Regions from separate parts of the Homo sapiens genome. Here region 2 is linked to region 1. Evidence: chromatin loops called from intact Hi-C (ENCODE). Cell type or tissue: heart right ventricle. All regions are shown on one strand.

The links. Hi-C counts contacts between places; a loop is a spot of excess contacts. Peaks named below come from ENCODE experiments on the same cell type or tissue, not always from the same donor. Only the 100,000 strongest peaks of a DNase experiment are listed, where the experiment ranks them.
Region 2: it touches region 1 in a loop (5-fold over the local background); 19 of 110 quality-filtered maps call a loop at or near these places.

Annotation. Positions count from the first base shown.
Region 1 is chr11:44,611,062-44,613,561 of GRCh38, forward strand. All of the region lies in intron 6 of CD82 (CD82 molecule), which reads left to right. Among named protein-coding and RNA genes, the nearest start is that of CD82-AS1, 7.0 kb to the left of the region's middle. RefSeq lists silencers at 975-1,054, 1,125-1,174. In heart right ventricle, no CTCF peak of the experiment used is centred here; no DNase peak of the experiment used is centred here; H3K27ac peaks cover 1,335 bases.
Region 2 is chr11:44,281,099-44,283,598 of GRCh38, forward strand. The region is part of intron 1 of ALX4 (ALX homeobox 4); the gene reads right to left. Among named protein-coding and RNA genes, the nearest start is that of ALX4, 28 kb to the right of the region's middle. In heart right ventricle, no CTCF peak of the experiment used is centred here; no DNase peak of the experiment used is centred here.

The DNA of each region.
Region 1 (2,500 bases):
TGACCTCAAGTGATCTGCCCATTTCGGCCTCCCAAAGTGTTGGGATTACACGTGTGAGCCACCACGCCCAGCTGAAATTCTTAATAATTTTTAAACAAGGGGCCCTGCATTTTTGCTTTGCACTAGGTGTAAATTATGCAGCTGGCCCTGGGCAGGACTCTTTATGGCATGTGACAGTGACTCAACTGAAAGTAGCCAGAGCCAGCAGAAGGCTCAGCTGGATCCCAAAGGCTGCTGCTGTCCCTATTCACCCTTCAGCCCTACCCTCCTCTGTTGGCTCCCTTCTCGGGCAGGCTGTCCCCAGTGGAGCCTGAGGGTAGCCCAGGTCCTCATCCTACCACATTGATGGAAAGAGGGCCGGGTATGTGAGCATGGGTCTCAAGCCCATCTCTGAACCACTCGCCGTGCCTGTGATGTGGATGGCACTGAGTGGCAGCCCAGGTCTTTTGCCTGCTTCTGGCATCGAGGGAGTGGGGCCTCCTCAGCTCCATGGAGAAATAGAAGGGTGGTTACATCCAAGGAGTGGGTTTCTGCAGGGCAGGCAGAAACAATGGAGCGGTCCCTGGGGGGATGGAGGGAGCTCATGAATGTCTTCTCCTGCTACCTCCCTGTCCTTTTTGTCTCAGTAGCTACCTGGTTGCCAGGGTGACCTCCCTGCACTCCCAGCACAGGCCTCCTGAGCATCAGCTCCAAGCTGAACCAGCCCCTGTGGCCATGGTCCCCGTGGCCCAGGTGTGTCCCTCAACCACATTCTGGACTGAAAGATGTTGTGGTGTTTCCATGGAAACCACCCATCTAGGTGGAAACCACCCAGCTTCCATCACCTTCTCATTTCAGGGAGGCTGGGAGAGAAACAGGGAAGTCCAGGCTGCTGTGACAACCACGCTGGGGTTTAAACAGAGCCTCAGTGCAACATGTTGTGAGGAAGCTGGGTGGGTGGGGAAGGATGTGGGAGAGGCAGCTTTCCGCACAGATGCTTCTAGAGAGCCCCTCCTTTCCACACCGTGGGGATCACCCACCCACTGGGGTTGAGAGGTGGACCCGAGATGTCAGATCACCTGGCAGACAGCCCCAGCTATGTGACTCAGGCAAACCACTTAGCTTTTCTGGGCCCTGGTTAAAACTGGGTATAGCCGTGTGGTTTAAATGCCAATAAAGCTTAATAGGTAAAAACCTGGGTTCTGAAATCAGCCAAGCCTGTGTGCAAACCTCACTTCTTCCGCATGTTGGCTGTGTGACTTTGGGCAAGTTAATTAACCTCTCTGGGTTTGTTTTCTGCATCTCTATAATGAGGGAATGGGGTGAATACCTAGGCCATAGGTCTGCTGTGAAGATTCAGTTGAGATAATACATTTAAAGTGCTTACCACAGCACCAGGTACATAACAAACATTTGATAAAAGTTAGCCACTATTAGTGTTGGGATTAATTACTGACAGGAAAGCTTTGTAAATTGCAGAACTCTGTATAAGGGCTTTTTTTTTTTTTTTTTAAATATCATGCTGAGAGCTTTATTGAGAGAAGGGCAGGGAGCGTCATCAGAGGCTGGTTTCCCAGCATTAATTTTTTTTTTTTTTTTTTTTTTTTTTTGAGATGGAGTCTGGCTCTGTCGCCCAGGCTGGAGTGCAGTGGCGTGATCTCGGCTCACTGCAACCTCCACCTCTCGGGTTCAAGCGATTCTTCTGTCTCAGTCTCGCGAGTAGCTGGGACTACAGGCACCTGCCATTCACACCCAGCTAATTTTTGGTATTTTTTTTTAGTAGAGATGGAGTTTCACCATGTTAGCCAGGATGGTCTCGATCTCCTGAGCTCGTAATCTGCCCACCTTGGCCTCCCAAAGTGCTGGAATTACATACGTGAGCCACCATGGCCAGCCCCAGCATTAATTTAACCAAGGGAGCTGGGTGAGGAGCCAGGGCTGCAGGTCCATCTGCAGGATATGGGTTCTCTGAGCACAGCGTTCATTCAAGGACTGCCCATGGGGAGCTGCTGGAAGCTCCACCAACAGGGTTCCCTGGGAGTCAGGCTCTGAAACCCCACCTGGAAGTACCTGTCTCATTTCTCCCAATTCTTCCTTCTCAGGAACCGAGGTGGGAAGGTGTGTGGCCTTCTCCTTGGCATCCCTGCCTTCTAGGGTCCCTCGCCCCCACTGCCTTGACCAGTCCAACCATGCATTTGCCCTGAAAGGTCTCTGGGCAAGGTCCATGTGAGAGGCTAGGTGGAGCCAGGCAGGGGCTGGCTCTCGGAGGCTCCCCTCCCACCCAGGCCTGCTTATCGCCGAGGGAGGCCCTGCCCTCAGCGGGCTCTGGGTTTGCCTCCTTTTGCACAACTGACTTATTTAGAAACCCCTTCTCTGCCTGCTTTGTAAATCAGTGTTTTCTCTGTGGGGTTAGCTGAGAGCAGGTGCTGCTCTCCACCACAAGAAGGAACCCTTAATTCCTGAGCAGGGTGAGGACCAGCATAGGCAAGATGTAGATTTGGGCCAGGCGAGGTGTCTCAGG
Region 2 (2,500 bases), 330 kb before region 1:
ATTTTTCTTTTTTCTTTCTTTCTTTTTTTTTTTGGCCGTGATTTAAAGAATGACCTTCTAGAGCCATTTTAGGGAGAGGGTGCTGGTAGCATCTGTATGTACAGATGTACACCCGAGGGCCTGTGGCACAAGTCTGCCATTGTGAGTGGGTGTGGGGAACATATGTGTAGTTGCTTGTGGATAGGTTTGTGGAGTGTGCATGCTTGTGTGGTCAAGCGCAGGCACACAAGTGGGATGTGTGTCCCCGTGGGCAGTTGTGTGTGGGTGCAGATCCGCGTGGGTGGGTGTGGACATGGGTGGTGTGGGCCTGTGTGGAGCCGTGCACAGGCCCATGCATATGGCGCTAAGGGGTCTCAGTCATTTTATCCTCCATGGTTTTGATTACATCTATTTTTCCTCCAAACATCTGCTTTGTGGGGGACATGCCGCTTGCTCTGTTCTCGGGTGAGCTGGCCCCACACACCCTGTGGCGGAGTGCACACACCGATGTAATCTCCTTAAAAAAAACAGGCCAGCATGAGGCCCTTTCATGCTATTGAAAGGGCACTGACTAAACCCACTGCTGTCCAAACGGTCCTGTGGGGGTGAGGGCGGAGGTTAAAGTTTAGCCATTGATCACGTCCCCACCCCACCTCATCTGACACTGGGGTCTGTCCAGAGCTCAACTTGAATGTCCCTAATTTAGCTCCAGTCCCAATAAATAATGCCAAAGGGGTAGTAGTGACTGGGCTTAGATTTCAGCACACATGCACGGGGCACAGCTGTTTGCAGAGACAGACAGTGTCCCGGCCCTCAAGGGGCTGCCAATCTTCAGCAGAGGGTGGGGTGGAAATGGCAGTCCTCAGGCTAGCCAGTGGCACAGGCCATCCTGCTCACCCACAGCCACCAACCCAAGCCCTGAAATGCTCTCGAAATAAGGAAAGTCTGAGAAACTGCCCCAGACTAGAGGAGGCCAAGGAACCATGAGGACTAAGTGTAATCAATGTGTTCTGGGGGGAATGCTGGAACAGTAAAAGGACATTGGGGGAAGCCAGTGAAATCTGAATAAAGTGTGGAGTGTAGTTAATAGTAATATTTAACAAAAAGTGGGCAAAATATTCTAGCAGACACTTCACCCAAGAAGATCTACAGGGAGCAAATAAGCATGAAATATGCTCAACCTCATTACCCACTATGGAAATGCAAATTAAAAGCACAATGAGATACCACTATGTGCCTATCACAGTGGGAATAAGACCTGATGATGCCAAGTTACGGCGATGTATGGAGCACCCGGAACTCCCATCCATCACAGTGCAAACACTTGGGCGGTGTCTTATCTAGTTAAACTAACACTGACCTCATGACCCAGCAATCCCACTCCTAGGTATTTACCCTACAGAAATAATGACTTATTTTAAGAGGAGAGGAACCCAAACCCATAGGCAAATGTCTGCAGCAGCTCTATTCAGAATCACCCCGAAATGGAGACACCCCCAAGTGTCCTTTGACAGGGGAATGGAGACGCAAGCTGTGGTCTATCCAGGCCATGGATCGACTCCACAGTGAAAAGAAAGAACTGTTGACAATGACATGGATGAATCTGAAAGGTGGCCTTAGGGTCTGTAAACAAAGCCAGTCTCAAATTTACATGAAGTGCAACTGCACTCAGCTAGCACATGAATTCTGGGAAAGGCAAAACTACGGGGACTCTAGGCAACAGATCACTGGTTGCCAGGTGTAGGAGGAGGGGGAAGGTTTGTTTACAAAGGGCTTGCACTGGTGTGATGGAACTATTCTGTATCCTGACTGTGGCAGTGAATACATGAATCTATACATGAGTGTGTTAAAACTCATAAAAGTATATACCAAAAAGTTTTTTACAGCTGGGCGTGGTGGCTTGCGCCTGTAATCTTAGCACTTTGAGAGGCAGAGGCGGATGGTGGATCACCTGAGGTCAGGAGTTTGAGACCAGCCTGGCCAACACGGTGAAACCCCATCTCTACTAAAAATACAAAAATTCGTCGGGCATGGTGGCAGCCACCTATAATCCCAGCTACTTGGGAGGGTGAGGCAGGAGAATCGCTTGAACACGGGAGGTGCAGATTACACTGAACTGAGATCATGCCATTGCACTTTAGCCTGGGCAACAAGAGCAAAACTCCATCTCAAAAAAAAAAAAAAAAAATTTACAGCATGTTGTTTTCAAATTTTAAAAAATGTAACTAAAAAGAAAATACAAAATTGTGTTCATATATATAAAACAAAAACTAAATTAAAAGTTTATATGCCTTCACCCAGAAATCTCACTTCTAGGAATTTACTCAATAAATGATGGTAAGCATTCACTAGAGAGAACGTTCATCATGTCATAGTTTAATATGTAGGAAAACCGACAGTAATCAAAATATTCAACAATAGGGGATTGGTTAAATAAAGGATGATATTTCCATAAATGGAAGATCCTTCCTGATAGTCTTTATTCTGCACGTTGTTTCTTTTTTTGAGACAGAGTCTCGCT